2 separate regions of the Homo sapiens genome follow, and region 2 is linked to region 1. Evidence: chromatin contacts called from ENCODE Hi-C data. All regions are on one chromosome and are shown on one strand. The core of a region is the stretch at or near the end of the contact, and the rest is flanking DNA. Distances in the headings are between cores, read along the strand shown. Region 1 overlaps MYLIP (myosin regulatory light chain interacting protein). Region 2 overlaps DEK (DEK proto-oncogene).

The links. Hi-C counts contacts between places; a loop is a spot of excess contacts on that map. Pooled maps may share reads with other maps.
Region 2: a loop to region 1 is called in a pooled map of posterior vena cava, with 9 times the contacts of the local background. The contact joins two enhancer-like sites. A Hi-C loop is called at or near these places in 1 of 168 maps with a recorded cell type or tissue (naive thymus-derived CD4-positive, alpha-beta T cell) and 6 of 50 pooled maps.

The regions. Positions count from the first base shown.
Region 1 is chr6:16,143,780-16,149,577 of GRCh38, forward strand. It overlaps MYLIP (myosin regulatory light chain interacting protein), which reads left to right. Exons shown (of 7, transcript NM_013262.4): 5 at 1-84; 6 at 1,118-1,538; 7 at 2,883-4,469. The coding sequence ends at 2,972. It also overlaps the pseudogene LOC124901514. Among named protein-coding and RNA genes, the nearest start is that of MIR4639, 5.1 kb to the left of the region's middle. Within about 2 kb of position 2,437, at least 2 of the 41 ENCODE cell types and tissues checked have a DNase peak (open chromatin) inside an H3K27ac peak, as active enhancers do.
Region 2 is chr6:18,256,675-18,262,472 of GRCh38, forward strand. It overlaps DEK (DEK proto-oncogene), which reads right to left. Exons shown (of 11, transcript NM_003472.4): 3 at 1,630-1,731; 4 at 1,279-1,388. Among named protein-coding and RNA genes, the nearest start is that of DEK, 5.0 kb to the right of the region's middle. RefSeq lists an enhancer at 3,743-3,862. Within about 2 kb of position 3,902, at least 12 of the 41 ENCODE cell types and tissues checked have a DNase peak (open chromatin) inside an H3K27ac peak, as active enhancers do.

The DNA.
Region 1 (5,798 bases), core at 1,187-3,686:
CATCGTGCTCTTGTTTAAAATGATCAGCACCAGGGCGGCCAGCGGGCTCTACCGAGCGATAACAGAGACGCACGCATTCTACAGGCACGTATCTCGTGTGCTTGGTCACCTCAGCACCACAGCTCTCAGGTTTTTAGGTGACAACCAGGTTTCTACGGTTCCTTGGATTGTTGTGTCAATGAGTCTAGTACAGAATTTAAGAAATTCTGAACATTTTGTTTCCGTAGTAGCAGTGGAGTCCTTATTAATGTAGTCTTGTTTTACCCACAGAAGGTGCATGTGTGTGAGCTGCACAAACACATTCTCTGCTTACCTCCTACCGTATTCTCTTATGCCATTAATCTAGACACAAAGTGTGTTAGGAGATTTCTATGCCTATTTAATCAATACAACAACCCTAAGGGGTTATTATTACCCTAATGTTAAAGATGAGGGAACTGGGAGGATAATTATTTACTTAGTCTAGGACTCAGCTTCAAAGCCAAGTTTGATTACCCTAAAGGTAACCCTGAGGGACTGGGCCTGCTCCACTGCTCAGGAGAAGGATAGCACAGATCATCTTTTCTTTCTGGCAGAGCTGCTATCCTGAGTCGTCACTGTGTATGGAAGGATTTTTTAATAGCAATATTGATTCCCTCATTTCAGAGGGTACTTTAAAGCCAAGTTGTGATTGGACTCACGTATTTGGACAATTAAAGCTAAGAAATTTAAGTCGTAGACAACTTTAAACTTTTTTATTTTAAAATAGATACACAAATTGTGAAACAGGATGGGAAATTTTTAGACATTTCTAACCTAAAAGCCAAGACTTCAGGCAGATGCCCTTTTTCTTCCATAAGCAACTTCACTCAGTAGCGTCTGTCCTGGGGAGGAGGTACGTGCTCACTGCCCTCTGTATTTACTGCTTTACGGAAGCCATAATGTCAGGAGATGTTAGAGAAACAGAGGTGTAATCACTGAGAATATTTACCAGACGTAAAACTGGAAGGACTTACTTTCATACATGCAGACGAGACTATGAAACATCTGCTGACATTTCTGTTCTTATTGACAACAGCGAATAAGGGTGCTGCCAGGCTCTTTGGTGTTAAAGTAGATGTTCAATCTTGCCTTGCAGGTGTGACACAGTGACCAGCGCCGTGATGATGCAGTATAGCCGTGACTTGAAGGGCCACTTGGCATCTCTGTTTCTGAATGAAAACATTAACCTTGGCAAGAAATATGTCTTTGATATTAAAAGAACATCAAAGGAGGTGTATGACCATGCCAGGAGGGCTCTGTACAATGCTGGCGTTGTGGACCTCGTTTCAAGAAACAACCAGAGCCCTTCACACTCGCCTCTGAAGTCCTCAGAAAGCAGCATGAACTGCAGCAGCTGCGAGGGCCTCAGCTGCCAGCAGACCCGGGTGCTGCAGGAGAAGCTACGCAAGCTGAAGGAAGCCATGCTGTGCATGGTGTGCTGCGAGGAGGAGATCAACTCCACCTTCTGTCCCTGTGGCCACACTGTGTGCTGTGAGAGCTGCGCCGCCCAGCTACAGGTAGGGGAGTCAGCTGCCCACTTTTGCCTGCAGCCTCACCTATCCCTCCTCTTAACGGGGAGTAGGAGCCAGGTACTGGCTCGCTAATGCACAGACGGGGAATGCCCATCTTCACCCGGAAAGGGTCTTTGTATTTGGTGACCTAAAAGGCATTGCCCTTTAGAAACATTTTAGATTAGCATACTATTTTCAACAACATAATTACTCCAAATTATGCAGTGTTTTCAAGTTCTGAAAATGAGGCTGAGATTCCTGGGTAACATATCTAGTTAGCGGCTTACCTGAGGACAAGAATCCAGGCCTCCTGAGGCCTGGCCCAGGGCTGCTTCCTCTATTTCAAGTTGCCTCCCTTTTTCTGACACTTAGGAGGATGGTCTTTATTACTTAAGATATTTGGGAAAGAATACTTCTCAATTATCCATGGATGGGTTGTTGACTCTGTGATATTGGTGATTAATTTCCTTTTATGATTGCAAATGCCTCAAGGGCATATGGGTTGGCTGTTATTTATTAGCAAGTCAAACTAATTTTAATATTAACACGAAAAAGAGAACTCACATATAGTTTTCTTCCTTTCTTGCATGAAGAAGAATTTTAAATTTCCTCTTACAAGTTTTTTCAATTTGTTTTTATTTCTCAGATGTGTTTGCCAAATGTCACTGTGGTTTTATGTAAAACTGGTTCTAGATAATACTTAGTCCTTCAGAAGCTGCTAATTTCAGAGCTAATAAGACCAAATGACCCCTGTGTCCTTTCCCCAGAAGCAGTCATAGGCTTGTCTTTTTCTGCCCACCTATTCTGACTCTCATCCCTAAGTCTCTCCTGAGGGCTGATGATGGGCACGGGCTTTCTGAGAAGTCAGCCAGGAATGTGGAGCTGCCACCTACGGCTAGAAGCAGAGCCACCCTCCCTGGCCATGTGGGCATCAGCCCAGAAATGTTGGCCTGAGTCAGTCAGCTGAGCTAAGGACACACAATTTCAAGAAGGGTCTCCTGCATTGCTGCCTGAAGTGTTATAGTCTACTCATGTAGAGACCACATTCTGCACAGAAAGACGTCTTCAGTAATTGCTTTATTCAATGTACCTTCTTTAGCGTTTCACTAAAAATGTAATTAATTTCCTTCAGTTTATACTATGTCATAGTATTTATTTTTAAGCCCTTGTAAAGTATAAACTTTCAACCTGTGAGACGGCAAAGATCTCTACCAATTGAAAGCTAGAAATCACTGTGATCACAATTGATTTAGAAAATTAAATGCACTAGAGACCAGGGGTGTGCACAGAGACACAGGCCCCCCACCGAGGCTTGCATGCTAACAGAGACTGTTGGCTTTTCTTTCCCAGTCATGTCCCGTCTGCAGGTCGCGTGTGGAGCATGTCCAGCACGTCTATCTGCCAACGCACACCAGTCTTCTCAATCTGACTGTAATCTAATCTGTTGTGCTTTTGTTGGACTTGGCATGTTTCCATGAACTGCACTATTATAAACTATTAAAATGATAGATTGTGGAGAAAGTAATTATTCCAACACCCATCTGCCATGCGATGTTAAAAAAAAAAAAAAGGAAGAAAAATAACACAGCTACTCCTCACTGCAAAAACATATCCATGCGTAGAATCAACAACTCCAGTCATGGGACCAGGAGGAGCTCTGGGACGCAGACACATTCCTTGGATGTTGATTTTTTTTATGATCTAGTAAAGGAATAGGTAAAGTCTTTGATGTCAGTGAAGTGGCAACATAGCCAAAAAGTTGGGTACCTTTTAGGAAATGATGTTGTAAGTCTCCTTAATGTATCCTGAGGTAAGTTTCCTACTGGCAGCAGATTTTGTAAGAATTACTTTTAAGAATTTCATTCTTTTTGTATGGTCATGGAGCTCCAACCATTTTTAATAGGAAAGTCTTTTGTAAATTGTTGTCGTTTTAATGTCATTTCTGTCTTTATAACTTGATCAAGAATGATTGGAAGGCAAACAGGTTTACAAATCAATTCTGTGACTTTTAAAAAGTTGACAATGTTGTCAGATTTAAACCAGTGTGGCTAGTAAAAAGCAGCTCACTCAATGTGGGTGGCTCCCTATTCCTTTACGCTCCCCCTATCCCTACCCCACAAGCCTTTCGATTATAAAATACTACCAATCTTGTTATAAGATTACTGTGGAGTAGTCAAGTACTCCCCGGGCCTTCTGAGCTGGTGGAATATTTTATTTCAGACTGAAAACAGAGAGCACTCTCCTTGGGAAGGGAAAGCGGAGCTTGCTGAGTGAGAGATGGAGCCTCATGGTGTACAACTGAGGGTAGTTAACTCATCACTTCTCCCAAGCACTCGATCCCAGCTTCACCCACTGGTGTTGCTTTGCTTGAACTGTTCAAGCCTTTTATAGCCTTACCATAAGTATTTAGATATGGTGTCCTTTTCTGTTTTTGGGGGGGGAGTTTTGTTGTGTTTTTTTAAAGTAAGTGCTTAAGTATTAACTTTGGGTTGTCCCCTCTGTATGTTTCGAAGGGGTTTTGGTTCTTTTTGCTTCTGTTTTCTTAAACATGTTTTCCACTCCCACTTGGGCATTTTGGAAGCTGGTCAGCTAGCAGGTTTTCTGGGATGTCGGGAGACCTAGATGACCTTATCGGGTGCAATACTAGCTAAGGTAAAGCTAGAAACCTACACTGTCACTTTACTGAGATTTCTGAGTATACTTTTCATATTGCCTTAATGTAGCAGTAATGTGTTTATGCATTTGTTTCTTTGCACAGACATTTTGTCAAATATTAAAACTCTACTTTTTTATGGCACATATTAGCATATAAGCCTTTATTCCAAGAGGTATTTATTTTTTCACTTGTAAAAAAATAATGTTTCCACGTAAAGAACTCTGTTATATCCTAGAGGACTCTGTCTTTTATATTCGGGATAATAAAGACTTTAAAGCAAACATGGATGTGTGTATTGTCATTTAAGCCAGTTTTATTTCATTTCAAAGAAATAAGCAAGGGGTAACATCACAGTTAGTATCTACTTTCCTCCTACCGGGAATTTAATTTTTTTTTTTTAATAATTTCGGTGCTCTACAAATTCAGAGAAACTTCTTTAGTAACAAACTATAGAAATGATCCTTGAGAGTATAGTCTTTTTTTTTTTTTTTCAAGAAAACTTGAAAATATTTGTGGTATTGGTTCTAATGGAGATCACTTCACCAGGTTATTCTCTTATTTATGTCTTTGGGTGGTTAGATTGGTATGTAGGGGAAAATGGGGTCATGAACATAAGCAGATGAAAAGAAAAAATCAGGACAAGTACTGGAAGCTATTGGAGAAGGAAGGAAGTGGCAAAGCTGGAAGTTAACAATTAACAACCCAGCTGGTGCTGCTGGTGTGTGGCCTGCTCAAGACAGGGGAGTGGCCTGGGTCATAGCAGTAAGGGCCTCGGGCTACAGAAGCTCGGGCTGTATTCCTGCAGGACTGCTGGTCTACTCCTGCTAGGTCCTAACTGCTCTATGCTTGCCAGTGTGTGCTCATCTGTGTTTCTCCAGAAATACATTTTGGAATAGAGAATATTGTACATAATATATATAAGTGATAATTATCTGTAGCAATTGGAAGAAGTAAATTTATTTTTTTTAATTAGAGGCAGGGGTATTTGTTTTTACTGTACCTATAACCTAAGTCAATCTTCCATCAATTTCTAGGAATTAACTAATTTGTTCATTCAACACATTTATTGAAACCTACTAAGTTATTGAGCCCTGGAAATTTAGCAGTCATCAAGACATAAATGATTCTGGATGCCTGTATCATGTACTTAGCCTGTAACGTGTACTTTTGTCTCTGCGCGGAAGTTAGATAATATGCAGAATCCACGAATACTAGCATCAGAGGGAGTCTTGGGCATACCAGTATCAAAATGCTAACCAAGTTGATGGAGGGATGGATGGATGACAGGCTGACAGATAAGATTACATATTATTCACCCCACTAGACCATATGGACGCCTTAAGCTCAGTGACTAACATGAAAACCACTATATTACATGGTGGCATCATAGAATTAGAAGGGAAGAACAGTGGAGGCACAGGAGGCAGGGATTCATTGTGCTTAGGAGCCAAGGATAAAGGTGCTTCATAAAAGATCTGAGCAGATCCTTGACATTCTAGTTGGAAAAAGAAAGTGCATAGCCCATGCCAGGGCTGGAGCACAGTCTGCTGGGGCTGGCCCACCCGCTGCATGTCAGTGAACTGGTAAGAAATTGGGCTCTGAAGGAACAT
Region 2 (5,798 bases), core at 2,652-5,151, 2.1 Mb after region 1:
CCTACAAACTTAAGTCTCTGAAAAGAACAATTTGAACAAATTTTCACTGGGGAGTTTTTACCACAACCAAAAGTTACCTGACAGTACCAGGGGATGTGGAAAGTTACTATTTAAAAATATATCCTTTTCATAAGTAATAAAGTTACTAGTAATTCTTCTTTTCCAAATCAAGAAGGACTTTATTCTTTCAAAGTAAAGAATAGCGAGTACCACAAAAAGCTAATACCGTTCACTAGTTATGGGACTTGTGTAAATTAAATTGGTTTAAGGATTAAATGAGATTAACAGACTCACTGAAAATAAATTATGTCATGCACCAGACATTCTATTCTACTTCAGACATTCTAACACCCAACTTTACTTTGCCCACGTACAACCTAAAGCAGTTCCCTCGATTATATAATATACTAAGTCATATGTACAGTATAATAACAATCCTTTAGCAAAGAACTATCATCCAATTTATCAGGTATTTGCTAAAAATGAGATACAATTACACCAAATTCACTTTGTATGAGATTTGTATGAGATACAAATGATTTTGCCTCTTATTTGTATGAGATACAAATGAGATCATATGTATGATCTCATACAAATCATACCGACATTCACTTATTCTGAATGTCGAGAAAATCCAAAAACATGAATTTCTTTCAATACATTTAAAGGTCACTAAAACCTTTCATCACAATTTGGATTTCGTAATTTGAAATTTCAGTTTGGAATAAAAACTACTACAGGAGAAAGAGCCCTAGAGCTGGGCATACTGGCTCACACCTGTAATCCCAACACTTTGGGAGGCCAAGGTGGGAGGACCACTTGAGCTCAGGAGTTCAAGACCAGCCTGGGCACATGGCAAAACCCTGCCTCTACAAAAAGTAAAACAATTAGCCAGACACAGTATGGTGGCATGCACCTGTGGTCCCAGCTACTTGGGAGGCTTAAGCGGGAGGAACACTTGAGCCCAGGAGGTTGAGGCTGCAGTGAGCCATGTATTGCACACTGTACTCCAGCCTGGGTGACAAAGTGAGACCGTGTCTTAAAAGAAAGAAAAAAAAAAGAAAAAGAAAAAGAAAAAAGAAGACAGAGCCCTGGATATTATAATCCAAGTGCTAATATCCAGCTGTGTTTCCTGTGATAAATCATTTAATAAGTATATACCTCAGTCTGCTCAGTCATAAAGTGTGGAAATTGAACTAGTGGATCACTAACATTTACAGAAATTGATTCCATTGTGAAGTAATATACAAGTAGGTTTAAAGTGTAAAAAGGTCTTACAGTGCCTGGCCTGTTGTAAAGCAGTTTGTGTAGATTTCTAAGTTCATCGGTTTTCTTCTTACTTAGAAAAAAATGTATCCTCTCAATTTCACAAAGTTTCTGCCCCTTTCCTGGGGAAAAAAAAAAATCACAATTAAATACCTATGGCTTACTAATACATTTACAAAGTTAATTTAATGAGAATTATTTTCACAGCATAATTTACATGTAACTCTGCTCTTACAGAGCAAATTAAATAAAATTATACCAAAAGTATAAAACACTACCTTGCTGATACTAAGCTACAAACCATCATTTTCACAAATTTAGGCACTTTCACCACAAAATGAAAGGAAGCTAGAATAAACTTACCTTGTGCAATTGTAAATGGCTCTCTCTGTAAGGAAGAGACTTGCATTGTCAACCTCTCTACTTTTTTCTTTTCCCTCTTGCCTTCCACGATGAGACTCTTTTCTAGAAATTAATTTAGTATTTCTTAATTAACAAAAAGCTTAAACATTGTATTAACTTTATTAGATACACATGTAGAACAAAGTCCCCAAAACCTAATACTTTATTCTTCTTCTGAGCATGGTTTTGGAAAGCAAATGACATAAAAGAGGAAAACACTTGATTAATTAATAGAGCACCATGAAAATTTTTTCAGAGTAACATTTTACTCACCTGGCACTCACAGGGACTCAGTTAAAAAAAAAAATTAGAAAGCAAACTAATTTTTATCCAACTAAAATTATTGCCATTACAGTCCAGTCACTTCGTTTGTGAAAAAAATCTAGCTCTGTTTAATCTTTGGACATAATTCTATTTAATAATTGAGATTCAGTTTGCTGTACTTCAGGAATAATCAAATTTAGACTGGGAGATTAAGAACTTCAAAAGATATATAGAGAACAATAACAATTTAGTAAACTGACAAAAGAAACACAAATAAAGACTTCCAGGCAGAACAGCCTGAAGTACGTGGATAGGATAAAACTCTCCAAGTTTACATTTAATGCAATCAACTGGGAGAGCATTACTTTGTAGTTTATGAATAACATTCCTAATGATGACCATAAGTCACTCAAAGTTAAATTGTTTAGTCACAAAAATCTACGGTGAGGCGCGGTGGCTCATGCCTGTAATCCCAGCACTTTGGGAGGCTGAGGCGGGCGGATAACGAGGTCAGGAGATCAAGACCATCCCGGCTAACTCGGTCAGGAGATCGAGACCATCCTGGCTAACTCAGTCAGGAGATCAAGACCATCCTGGCTAACGTGGTGAAACCCCATCTCTACTAAAAAATACAAAAAATTAGCCAGGTGTGGTGGCTGGTGCCTGTAGTCCCAGCTACTTGGGAGGCTGAGGCAGGAGAAAGGCATGAACCCAGGAGGCGGAGCTTGCAGTGAGCCGAGATCGCACCACTGCACCTCAGCCTGGGCGACACAGCAAGACTCCGTCTCAAAAAAAAAAAAAAAAAAAAAAAAAAAAAAAAAAAAAAATCTAGAAAACAGGTAGCATATACTTCAAAATTCAAAACATTAAGCTCCATTTATCTAAAATAAAATCATTTTTTGAATGAAATAAAGTCAGATAAAAGAATACTATATACTGCTCGAGGTTCTGCCATTTATTTAATGCCTGTGTTGTGCAGCTGCACTCAATACTAAGAGGGGATAAATGGATGATAAAAACTGCGTATCTTTTGAAAAAGATGCTACTAAAGAAATGAGACATAAATATACGCCAATATAAAAGATAACAAAACATCTTAAGAAAGATACACAAATAAATTGCTGTGCACTGAGGAGGAATTGATTATTTTGGGACTAGAGAAAAAGGAACAAAGCACGTGTGCTGGCTTTTAAAGACAGCTTAGATTTAGTAATGTAAGGATTCGCACAGAAAGAATACTTCAGGAGAAAGGGCTATCAACAGGTATATTCTGGCCATGTTGTACAGAATGAAGACCAAACACACTAAAACAACCCCTACTATCACTCAACTTCATCAACTTAGTGATTTAAACTATTTGCTTGTCTCTGATTACTAACTACAAGCTAATGACTTCCCAGTCAATCTCCAAGCCACAACTTTCATCTGAGATTCATATTAACTAATATTGCCTCAGTATCTGTGAGGGATTGGTTCCAGGACGCCCCTCAGATGCCAAAATCCATGGATGCTCAAGTCCCTTATTTTTTAAAAAAATGGTGTAGTAGTTACATGTAACCTATGACCATCTTCCCATATACTTTATATCATCTGTAGATTACTCATAATGACTAATACAACTTAACTGATATGTAAATAGTTGTTATACTGTATTGTTTAGGAATAATAAAAAAATCTGTACATGTTCAGTACAGATGCAACCATCCATTTTTACCAATTTGTGGTTGATTGAATCCACAGATGAGGAACCCACAGATATGGAGAGCCAACAGTATATGCCTGTCTGTCATCTGGACAGCTACAATTCATGTCCTACAGGCACCTAAACTCAAAATATTCAAAAGAAAAATCATAATCATCTCCAAACTTGCTCACTTTGTGAATTTTTTTCAAAAAACATTAATACCATCCACCCACCTGCCAAAGACAGAAACCTAAGAGTCATCTTTTACTAGTCATTTCTCTCACTTCCCTTTTCCCCAAAATCACTGCCAATTTTGGCTAATCTGACCCCTTTCTTAGGACAGACTTCAGAGGATATATGAGAAAGCCTGGGTGCCTGGGCAGAAGCCTCCTGCAGGGGTGGAACTCTCACAGAAAACTGCTACTCAGGGCCAGGCGTGGTGGCTCATTCCTGTAATCCAGGCCCTTTGGGAGGCAGAGACGGGCAGGTCACTTGAGCTAAGGAGTCTGAGACCAGCCTGGGCAACATGGTAAAACCCTGCCTCTACAAAAAATACAGAAAGTACCCGGGCATGGTGGCGCATGCCTGTGGTTCCTGAGGTGAGAGGATTGCTTGAGCCTGGGAGGCAGAGTTTGCAGTGAGCTGAGATCATGTTACTGCACTCCAGCCTGGGTGACAAGTGAGACCTTGTCTCCAAAAAAAAAAAAAAAAAAGAAAGAAAACCTCTACTAGGGCAGTGTGGAGTGGAAAGGGGAAATGGGGGGTGGACCCCTAGATTCACCACCAAGGCTCTATTGGCTAGTGGAGCTGTGGGAAGGGGGCTGCCACCTCCAAACTCCAGCATGGTAGAGCCACAAGCAGCTTGCATCCTGAGCTGCCCAAAGCCTTGGGACCCCTCACCCCTTGCACCAGCGTGCTCTGGATGCCAGACATGCAGTAAAAGGAGATAATTTTGGAGCTTTAAGATTTAAAGACTGCCCTGCTAGGATTCAGACTTGTAGGCCGGGCGCAGTGGCTTACGTCTGTAATCCTAAAACTCTGGGAGGCTGAGACGGGCGGATCACCTGAGGTCGGGAGTTTGAGACCAGCCTGACCAACATGGAGAAACCTTGTCTCTATTAAAAATACAAAATCAGCCAGCTGTGGTGGCATATGCCTGTAATCCCAGCTACTCGAGAGGCTGAGGCAGTAGAATCCCTTGAACCAGGAGGCAGAGGTTGCGGTTAGCCGAGGTCAGGCCACTGCACTCCAGCCTGGGCAACGAGAGCGAAACTCCGTTTCAAAAAACAAACAAACAAACAAACACAGAAAAACAAAAACCAAACAAAAACCAAACCAGACTGTGTGGGGCCTATTGCACCTTTCTTTTGGCCTTTCTCCCTTTTGGAATGGGAATTTTACCCAATGTCTGTACCATCACTGTATCTTGGGAGTAAATAACTTGTTTTTGATCTCACAGGCTCATAGGTGGAAGAAACTCATCTTCAGATGAAACTCTGGACTTACAGATTTGGGACTTCTGTGTTAATGCTGAAACAAGACCGGACTTTGGGGGACTACTGCGAAGGCACAACTGAATCTTGAAATGTGAGAAACATATGAGAGTTGGGGGACCGGGGGTGCAATGATATGCTTTGGATGTTTGCCCCCTCCAAATTTCGTGTTGAAAAGTGATTTGCAATGCTGGAGGTGAGGCCTGGTAAGGTGATTAAATCATGGGGGCAGATCCCTCATGAACGGCTTAGCATGGTAATCCGTGGTGGTGAGTGAGTTCTCTCAAGATTTGTTTAAAAGAGCATGGCACCTCCCTCTACAACTTGCTCCCACTCCCAAATGAAATGCCTGCTCCCCCTTTGTCTTCTGCCATGATTGGAAGTTTCCTGAGGCTTTCACCAGAAGCAAATACTGGCGCCATGCTTCTTGTACTGTCTGCAGAACCACGAATCAATAAAACCTATTTTCTTTATAAACTACCCTGCCTCAAGTGTTTCTTTATAGTAACGCAAAAAAAAAAAAAAGCCTAATACAGAAAGTATTTCACTGTCTGGCTTCCATGATGCCTCAGTTCTAAAGTTAAATATTCAGGGTTAAGTAAAATAAAAACTTTCACAATTCTACTTGTCCCACAAACACCTCAAATTAGTAAAAAGAATAATAAATCACAGCTACAATAAAACTATTA